Regions from separate parts of the Homo sapiens genome. Here all the other regions are linked to region 3. The links are chromatin loops, found by intact Hi-C in ENCODE. Cell type or tissue: gastrocnemius medialis. All regions are shown on one strand.

Evidence for each region. Peaks named below come from ENCODE experiments on the same cell type or tissue, not always from the same donor. Only the 100,000 strongest peaks of a DNase experiment are listed, where the experiment ranks them.
Region 1: it touches region 3 in a loop (20-fold over the local background); 28 of 110 quality-filtered maps call a loop at or near these places.
Region 2: it touches region 3 in a loop (2.2-fold over the local background); 4 of 110 quality-filtered maps call a loop at or near these places.
Region 4: it touches region 3 in a loop (4-fold over the local background); 6 of 110 quality-filtered maps call a loop at or near these places.

What each region holds. Positions count from the first base shown.
Region 1 is chr3:10,343,188-10,345,687 of GRCh38, forward strand. ATP2B2 (ATPase plasma membrane Ca2+ transporting 2) reads right to left here. Exons shown (of 23, transcript NM_001001331.4): 18 at 2,197-2,388. Among named protein-coding and RNA genes, the nearest start is that of MIR378B, 14 kb to the left of the region's middle. In gastrocnemius medialis, CTCF peaks have their summits at 1,137 (motif pointing right) and 1,346; no DNase peak of the experiment used is centred here.
Region 2 is chr3:10,517,430-10,519,929 of GRCh38, forward strand. It overlaps a transcript of ATP2B2 not described here. Among named protein-coding and RNA genes, the nearest start is that of ATP2B2, 13 kb to the left of the region's middle. In gastrocnemius medialis, no CTCF peak of the experiment used is centred here; a DNase peak (open chromatin) is centred at 1,212; H3K27ac peaks cover 2,359 bases.
Region 3 is chr3:10,692,620-10,695,119 of GRCh38, forward strand. It overlaps a transcript of ATP2B2 not described here. Among named protein-coding and RNA genes, the nearest start is that of ATP2B2-IT2, 67 kb to the left of the region's middle. In gastrocnemius medialis, a CTCF peak has its summit at 1,082 (motif pointing left); no DNase peak of the experiment used is centred here; H3K27ac peaks cover 365 bases.
Region 4 is chr3:10,416,708-10,419,207 of GRCh38, forward strand. All of the region lies in intron 2 of ATP2B2 (ATPase plasma membrane Ca2+ transporting 2), which reads right to left. Among named protein-coding and RNA genes, the nearest start is that of MIR885, 23 kb to the left of the region's middle. In gastrocnemius medialis, a CTCF peak has its summit at 1,311; no DNase peak of the experiment used is centred here.

The sequences.
Region 1 (2,500 bases), 350 kb before region 3:
TCCCCCCAGGCCCAATGGCCACCAGCTCCCTGCCTTCTGGTAAATTCAGCTGCATCTCACCATCTTCCCCTCTCCCCTCCAGCCCCCGAGGAGGGGGTCTCTCCTGGCTGAGGCCAAGACCATTCCCACCGCCTCCGGCATGGGCTCCTACCTCCTCCCCCCACTGCCTCCTCCCCCTCGGGCTTTCTATCCTACAAACAGTGCCCGTCCCCCACCCCCCCAATGTCTCCTCCCCTCTTATCCCGCCTTACCTTAAAAAATTATTGTGCGTATCTATGACTCAAAAATTAATACATTTCAAGGTAGGAAATATGGCAAATGAGGAATAGCAAAAGCAACTAAAACTGTCAAGGACCTCACCACTTTTAGGTCACCACTGTCCAGGTTCTGGGAGGGACCCTTTCAGACCTGTCTCTTTGGCTGAGAGGAGCTGGTTCTTCTGTCCCCATCCTTCCTCACACCCCCACGTATCTTGTCCACAGCAGCCAGACTTTGGCCCCTCCACGTTCCCAGAATGCCCTCCGCCCACGTCACCAGCACCTTCTGTGCCACGAGTTGCAGGACCTCTTCTCGGCCAGATGTCACTGACCTCGCCCCTGCACTCCCACTTGTAATCCTGACCCCACTCTCCTGGTCGTCGTCCTCCCTTCCTTTTAAATCTGTGTTCCTGCCTCAGCCCCATTCTCCTCCTCGTCCTGTGGCTTTAGTTACATCCGTCTAGTGGCCTGTGGAACACCTCCTCCAGGAAGCCCCCAGACCCTGTAAGCTCAACAGCCCAAACCCGATGCTCTTCCCACCTCTGTTCTCTCCCAAAGCCCCATATACCTGCATCCCTTCCACTCATCACCTCCCAGGTTTCATCACAGCCCCTGCTCCTGGCTTTCTCTCTCACCTCCTCCTTGCCTCAGCCTCGCTCCCCTTGCCCCCGTCCTCCCCACCCCGGGCTTTCTCTAATTCCATATACCTCAGGGTCAAGTGTGCCCGTCTTCTTATCAATGCTGCATGGCCTCGCCACCAACTCAATCAAAGACCTCAGGCAAACTGATAGTGGTCTCAGAATCTCAGTTTCCCTATCTGGCATCAAGACCTTCTGGTTTCCAAGTTGCTGGGGCCGCAGGAGTGTTCCTCAAGCTGCCACTAGAGGGAGTGTCTCATCCACAGGCCAGGAAAGAGGGCCCTTCTGAGCAAAAGGAAGCCCCCAGCCACCCTCCCAAGGCTCCGATTCTCAGGGCTGGGGTAGCCGGAGCTGCCACCTATATTCCCCCAGCGCAGGAAGCAACAGAGGGGAGCAGTGTTCCAGCGCCACACAGCTCTTGGGGCAGTGCTGCACTCTGGGCCTCTGGGGGCTCCTGTGGGCATGGGCTTGTCTGCCCAGGTGGCTACTGGGAGTGTTGGGCCTTGGGGATCCCCTGGGGCTAAGGGAGACCCATTCTTGCCTCCCTGGCCAGGCTGGTCAGCCCCTGTGGGGAGTATCAGGAGACTGCAAGAACAATGGCAGGTCCCTGGCCAGTCCATCCTCTGAGCCTCAGTTTCTGCCTCTGTAAAATGAGGATCATCACAGTTCCCACCTCATGGAGCTGCATGAAGAAGCAGTCAGTCTGCAGACATCTGGGGCCTGCCTGCCAGGCTCAGTGCATAGGGCTGCTCCAGACCCAGTCGTGGTATCTGGCCAGACTCCTCTGTGACCTTCCCAGTGAGCAAGATCCCCGACTCCCTCCAGTTATCCCCACCTAGCACCTCCTAAGGCACTCCACACTCCAGTCCAGAGCCAGGGCCCCAGGGCCCCCACTGGCTCTTTGTCCTCACCTGGATGCCTGATCCCCCTTGGGCCCTGGCCTGCCCCTCCCTGCCTCCCTCTGCCCTCGTGGTGGCCAAGGGCCCTGCCTTCTCTTGAGGATTCCCTCTCCTGCCTCCTGCAGTGAGGGCCAGGCTGTGAGCCTGACAGCTCCCATTTGCTGGGTGACCTTGAACAAGTCACGCCACCTCTCTGAGCCTCATGTCCTCGACTCCCCTGGGGCCAGTGCCTGCACCTGAGCTCTGTGATGCAGTTCCTGGCCCCCAGCAGGTGCTCCATCGATGGGTGCCTCATCCCCGGCTGTTCTGACAGGGACAACCTGGAGTACCCTAAGGCCCCCGAGCCTCTGTGGGGGGTCTCCGCCCTCCCCCAGGCTTTGGTGTGGTCTCCTGCGGACCCACCTGCGTGATGCAGGCGCCTGTGAAGGCCACAATCACGGCCACCACGTTGACGGTGAGCTGGAACTGCAAGAATTTGGAGATGCTGTCATAGACGTTGCGGCCCCACATCACTGCCTTGACGATGCTGCTGAAATTGTCGTCTGTCAGGATGATGTCTGAGGCCTCCTTGGCCACGTCAGTGCCTGCGATGCCCTGTGGGGACAGGGACAGGAGGCTGGGTGGGGTGGCCGGGGGAGGTGACCACTTCTAGCATCACCATCCTCACTCCCTCCACTTCCTCAGTCCTACACAACTCCCAGTGGGC
Region 2 (2,500 bases), 180 kb before region 3:
TTGGGAAAATAGCCACTGAGAATTTTCTCTCCAGCCTAAATGCATACATGCTCCATTCTTTTTTCTCTCCCCTTCAGCCTATAACACTATGGACTCATTTAATGAATATCCACTGGCCCTTAATAATGACAATAGCATTGATGATACTGCTACTCAGCCACTACTTGTGGAGTGTCCAGAACATACCAGGCACCGGGCTAAGAAAGCCTTGAGGTGGAGTAAACTCACTGAATCCGTGCAACCCCACTGGAGAAGGAAGCTTGTCATCCCCATCTGATACATGGGGAGGTGACTGAGCCCAGAGCCTTGCACATGCACAGTCTCGCACCAGGCAGTGACAGCTCCAGGATGTGAACTGGGTGTCACGTCCTGGGCCTGTGCTTGGCTCTAGGCACTGTGCCGGGCACAGCAGGTAGGAAGACAGACACAGAGCTTGCTTTCCCTGTCGTTGAGGGAGCGATGGCTGCAGATAGGATGACCTCACACAGTGTGGGAAATGGCAGTAGACAGACGGGGGATTGGGCAGCCTGTGCAGGTTGCAGGGAGGAGCACATTTCACCTTTGCCAGTGAGGCATTCCAGGTAGCAGGCACAGCAAGAATGAAGGTAGGGTGGGGTTGGGGTGGGGAGGGCTTGAAACCTCACAGCAAAAAGATTTGCATTTAGTCTGTGGACCAGAAACCCTCAAACTCCAGTAATGATGTTTGCCAGTCTGCAAGTTCTAGCATATACTTTGCATCTGTCCTGAAATCACCTCCCTTTTAGAAACATATGTATCTCTCTACTTAGTGTTATCTTAAGCATTCATAGTCACAATATCATGGATTTGCCTTGCCAGTTGTATTTTTCCCCTAACACATCAAAGTAAGTGCACAGGTATTAAACTAGAGAGGATGTGCTTGCCCCCCTCCAAAATGCGGACTCGCGTCTGCCTTTGGAAACCAGGACCGTGGGTTTAGGCAGCTTGGAGGCTTGATCCGATCTGGACTACAGAAGGATTTCTCGGAGGTTAGAAGGGATAGGGGAGGCATTCCTGGGAATCTGCCCTTGTCCCATGACAAAGGTCTGGGGGTGCCAGCATGCCCCCAAGCTGAGAGTGCCACTCTTGCCCCAGCAAAACCCCTCCTTGGCCTCAGCTCTCTGGCTTCACCTGAGCCCACTCCTGATCCGCTTTCTCCCAGCCAAGCGCCGCTGCGGCCGTGCTGACCTCAATGACTAACACACATTCCTGGCCTAGTTACAGAGCCCCTCGCCTCGCGTATTTATAGCCACCTCCCAACTCCACTCATGCCTCTGAGGGAGGCCTGGCCCTTCTTTGAAAGCTCCTTTCACTACCCCTGCCCTGCCCCGGGCCCCGCTTTCACCGGCAGGTGCTGTCAGTCTCCCCTCTGTCGGGGACAGGTGTGGGGCAGGGATTTTGTTCTGTGTGGCCATGGGAAAGTGGCTTCCCCTCCCTGGACCTCATCTGTAAAGTAAGAGCCATCATACTCTCCGGCCAGGCTGGGCTGTGGTGAAGATAAACTGAGATATTCATTCTGAGATCATGAGTAATAACTAATGTTCATGGAACACCAACTGTGCACTAGGCCCTGTCTAAACACTTGGCACATTATGAACTCATTTAATTCTTACAACAACCCCACAAGGGACATACTGGTATCATCATGCCAATTTTGTAGAGGAGGAAACTGAGGAACAGAAAAGTTAGGCAGCTTGCCCAAGGTCAAACACCTAGCTGGGATTCAAACCAGACTCCAGAATCTGTACTCCGGGCACTGTGCTGAACTTGACACACAGAGTGGTCCTCAGCCATACTGTGGATTTGCCCTGTTTGTTTCCTGCCTTTGGGGTCCCCTGAATTAGCTAAGCACATCACTCACCGTCTGCAATAAAGTGGCCGAGGCGGGAGTGAATAATGAAGGTGCAATGTGCAATGTCCGGGCCTTTCAAGGGGCTATTGAGGACTTGGCTAATGAGGGAACAGAGCAAGAAAGAGAGAAGAGTCACAGCTGGGACTCCTGTCAAGGTGCCCAGCTTTACAGAGAGGTATGCTGACGCATGGCAGCATGGCAGGGCAGGCTGGCATCTGATGGTACGTGAGAGGCGTTGGAGTTCTAGGAGTGGAGAACTCAGTTCCTGTGTCCCCTGCCCCTACCCCACCTCTGACATCTCTCACCCTTGATCTCAAAGGAGGAAAGCTTCCAATGAATGTTTTGATAGAAAGGTTTTAGGAACTTAAGCCACCTCGTCCCATGAATGTTATAGTTCCAAAAGAAGATTCCAAGAGGGACAAGAGAACAAATATTGTTTGGGTGTTTACTGTATGTGTGGCACTGAGCCAGGCACTCAGCAGTCACTTGTTCATTCAACAAACATTGGCTCAGAACTCACTCCACTCTCTGTGCCAGCACTGATGCTGCCTGCCTTGCATGTGGAGACTTCTGGACCAGGATACCTGCCTAGCAAGTGGCAGGACTGGGATCGAATGCAGGGGTTTTTCT
Region 3 (2,500 bases):
TGGCAGCACCTTGTGGGTTATGAACCTCCAGGATGTGGGTTCCCGGCCTCCCCAGGGCAACACTGGGTAGACCTTATGCCTGCTTCCCTGTCCTCCCAACTAGCCTGCAAGTTTATGAGGACAGCATTAGGCCTGGTTCACAGCGATATGCCCAGGAGCAGTCACTGACCCCAGGACATGTGGTGGGGGACAGAATGAGCCAGGAGCAGAGGAAAATGGGAGCCCACACCCGCCAGACACTGTGCACTCACTGGGGGATTCCTATGTGGGTGGGTGGGTGGGTGACTGGGCCTTACTCACTGGCAGCCCTGGATCCTGCAACAGGCTCTTCTGCTTCCAGTCACCTGTCATTGTGTGCCTACAAACTTACATCAGGGGCTGGGGCCTGGGGGCAGATAGAAGATGTATGAATGTCCATTTTCTTCCAGACAGGATTGATAGGCACATTAAATGAGATAATGCAGGAAGGCCTGCCTGACACACTGTATCGCAAAACACAAAAGTGTGAAGTCATTCCACAACCAACAACCTGTGGATCTAAGGCTTGACAATCACACTTTTTGGGGGCTGGGGAAATATGTTTCTGATGACACAGTTGAAAGAAACAGTATCTGGTATTTTTAAAGTCATGGATATTCAACGCACATTTCATAACTCTTATAGTGGAGAATCCAATATGCCATGGCTAAGGGCCTCCTGCTTCCATTGGCCAACCTGTGAAATGGGTACAATCTACTCTTTTCCCTAGCAGATATGTGAGTGCCTCCTATGTGACAGGCCTGCTCTGGTGTGGGAGCACTGCAAGGAACAAAAAAGACAAAACCCCCTGCCCTCACAGGCTTCCATTCCAGTTAGGTGGACAGGATTAACTCCCAGTAAAGTACACAGCAAAGCTTGATGCTTCCTTCATTTGACTGTGGCTCCTTTGCTATTTTTAAAACAAATGGCGTAACAAACGCCTGATTCTGCTTCTTGCTGTTTCTTTGCGGTGATATGTTCCAGAGATAGAACCATTCTAGCAATAGAGATATGAGCCTACTTCATTTCTTTGTTTCTGTTATGTGGAATCAGCTCCCTCTTGTGGGGCAATCACTAGAATGCAAACTCCACGAGGACAGGAACTTGGTTTATTTTGGTTATGGTTATATCCCCAGAGCCTGGCACACTGCCTGGCACATAGTAGGAAGCCAATAGATGATTATTAGGTGAACAAATACATCTAGGTCATTCCAATGCCTTGATATCAAATGATGTTCAGTGATCATCTCTGCATAAGCCTCTCTGGGCGTGGGACCATGTCTCTGTTGCAGGCACCATGCAGTGGGCTTACCAGGCCAGAGCACCTGTGTCTTTATTTATAACTTTTTATTTGGAAGTAAAGGTTCACAGGAAGTTGCAAGGAAATGTACAGGGAAGACACATGCACTCCTTCCCCTAGCCTCCCCCAAAGTTAACATTTGCATAAATAAAGTATAATACCAAAACCAAGAAATGGGCATTGTTACAATCCACAGAGCTTCTTCAGATTTCACTAGTCATACAGGCACCCATCTTTGTATGTGTCTGTGTGTGTGCACAAGTGCATATGTAGCTCCATGCAATTTTATCACATTACCTTTGCATAACCACCACCACTATCAAGGTACTCAACTGGACCATCACCACAAGACTCCTTCGTACTACCCCTTTACAGCCGAATGGCTCTCTCCCCCATCCCTAACCTTTGACAACCAGCAGACTGTTCTCATCTCAGTAATTAGGTCATTTCACTAATGTTACATAAATGACATCATGCAGTATGTAACTTTTTAGGACTGGCATTTTGCACTCCTCGAGGTTCATTCAGGTTGTTGTGTGTATCAATAGTTTGTTCCTTCTTATTGCTGAGTACTGTTCCACGGGGTGGATGGACCACAGCTGTTTAACACATGAATGTATTTTTAATTCAAGTAGGTGCTGCTGAATTGCCCTCAATGGGCTGTGGCATGAAAACTCTGACCAGCAGAGTATATGGCACCTATTTCTTCTCCATTCTCACCAATACTTGATAGCATCACATTTTTCAATTTCTGTCAGTCTGATGAGTGAAAATTGATCACTCATTGTTTGGGGATATACATTTTCCTGATTCTACCAATAAAACACTTCTGGAAAACTCTTTGCACATTAAGGGGATCTTGGGCATTACAAAGACTTAAGTAGGGATGTCTGCCTGCCCCCTTCCCCCCTCCCTCTCTGCTGACAGCCCTAGAGGTCAATGCTGATTTTGGCAGCTGTGCAAACTGAAGGTCTCTATGGCCCTAATTAATGGCTGGCCTGTATGCAAGCCATTTCCAGTGTGATGTTGTGGCTGCTTGTGATTAAAAGGGGAAGTCTATGTCCCCACTCTTTGAATTTTGGGTGACCCTGTGACTTGCTTTGGCCAACAGTGTCACTAGAAATGACACTGCTGTATGAGTCTGTTTTCATGCTGCCGATAAACATATACCCAAGACTGGGC
Region 4 (2,500 bases), 280 kb before region 3:
AGGTACAAGGAGGGGCCTCTGGCTTTATGAGAGGGAAGGACTTTCTTTTTCTTTTTCTTTTTTTTTTTTTTAATTAGAAAGTAAACTTTAATGTCGAAAATGCAAACGGGGAGGGCAGAAAGATCACACAAAAGGCTGTGATTTCACACTTGGAGAGTTGCACAGCGGCCAGGCAGAGGCGCTCCTCACTTCCCAGATGGGGCGGCAGCCGGGCAGAGGCACTTCTCACTTCCCAGATGGTGGGTGGCGGGGCAGAGCGGCTCCTCACTTCCCAGATGGTGAGTGGCCAGGCAGAGGGGCTCCTCACTTCCCAGATAGGGCGGCAGCCAGGCAGAGGTGCTCCTCACTTCCCAGACGGCGGCGGGGGGGGGCGGGCAGAGGGGCTCCTCATTTCCCAGAAGGTGGGTGGCCGGGCAGAGGGACCCCTCACTTCCCAGATGGGGCGGTGGCCAGGCAGAGGGACTCCTCACTTCCCAGAGGGGGCAAAAGCTGGGCAGAGGCGCTTCTAATTTCCCAGACAGTGGGGCGGCCGGGCAGAGGGACTCCTCACTTCCCAGAGAGTGTGGGGGCCGAGCAGAGGTGCTCCTCACTTCCCAGACAGTGGCAGGGGCTGGGCAGAGGGGCTCCTCATATCCCAGATGGTGCAGCAGCCGGGCAGAGGCGCTCCTCACTATGAGAGGGAAGGACTTTCTAATGGGTGAGCTGAGGATGGATGGATTATTCTGGGAAGGAGGGAGGGAGCATGTTTACACAGAAGCTGGACGGCCCACAATGGGTGTCCTGCACCAGATGCCAGGCCCCACTCAAGACTCAAGATCCTCCTATCTTAAGGAGGTCTGAGTTCCCCCACCCTTCTCAGGCCCTCTGAAGCTAGAAAAGGTACCTAGGGTCATACTAAATAGTGCACATCCAGTCATTCATTTACTCATTCAATCAATCACCGAATTTTGATTGAGCACCTACTATAAGCCAGACTTTGTTCTATATGTTGGGGACACTACTGTAAGGAAGACAGGAGTGTCAGGAAGGATCGCCTGGCAGAAGTGTAGTTGTAATTGGGTGAGCTTGGAAGGAGTGAGGGTTGATCAGATGAAGGGATATGGGTGGGGAGAAGGGCTGTGAAAAGGCAAGAGAAACTCCAAAGGTCTTGGGAAAGGCTAGAGTGGCTGAAGCATTCCTGGTTTGCTCCTCAGAAGAGGGGTCAGATGGTCCTCAAGGAAGAGGACACATCTATTGTACCCTTTGTCCCCAGTGGCCAGGAAAGGCTGGGAATAGAAACTGAATTTATAGCATGCCACATGGGGTCAGGCTTACACAGGCCTTTGGGGTGAGAGTGAGAGTGTTCTCTAATGGAGACTCTGGCTCTTGTAACTCATCTTTTTGCCATCTTCCCCTTGCCTGCTTGGTAGCTCAGTACTGAATACGCAGTTCACCTCTGTGAGCTACACCAGAGGACTCAGCAGCATGCATCGAGCTGTCAAATCTCCATCCTATTTCTCCTCTCCTCTCTTTGTCTGGATTTCCTAACTTAGGGCATTTAAAGTCATTTTGTATGAGACAACTTTTATAAGCTACTTATAAAGTGGAACATGGTTAATTAATCAGAATAAAGAAAAGGCTATTGAGGTAGGTAAAGGAGCAGGGGCTGGGTTAGAGGTCAGAATGAAGGGGCGAGATGAAGGAATGCAGACATTTAACATATGGCTTACTTTCTGCTCTAGTGCTGTACTTGAGGGCAGGGCAGGGTTCTGCTCTTCCCATGTGTGGGGCACCTCACACTGAGAGGCTGGGCTGTATCAAAAGTAGAGCCCAACTGGGAGGGACTCAAGGTGAGTTTTCCAGGCCATCCAGGTGACCACTGACCTCTTCTCCCCTGTTCTGAGGCCCCATGGGGCTGCACGTCTTTATTTCCAGCAAAGTGACCCCAGAGATTGTTTTCGCCCCTGGTGAGAGCAGGAATACACTAACTGCCCTCTGAGGCTGGCTGATATTCAGGGGCACTGTCTGGCTGAGCGGACCTGCCTGCAGCCTCAGCAAATGATTTCAAGAAAAAAACCCAACAATAATCACGTCCCCCAAACTCTCCATCCACTGCTCAGAGCTAGTGTGAAAACAGATTGCTCCCCCAGAGTCACCCAGGCCACCGGGGTAGCAGTGAGGGGGTGGAATTCAGTCGAGGGCAGAACTGTTTCCAGGAGTGGGGGGCTGGGAGCTGGGCGCCTTGTCTGCAGGGCCGGGGGCCATCAGCTGGGATGAGCTGCATGGTGTGTGACAGCAGCAGGCTAATGGGTAACCTCAGCCCTGGGTTCAAATCCCAGCAGCTCTTTGGTTCAGTGCTGGTGACTTGGGCAAATCATTTCCCTTCTCAGAGCCACAGTGTTCACCTCTGTGAAATGGGAATAAATGTGCACCAGCACACAGCAGTCCCTCAAGAAACCTCCCTCCCCTCCTGCCTTTCTGGGGACCAGAGATGGGGATGTGTGTGCTGAGGTTGTCCAGA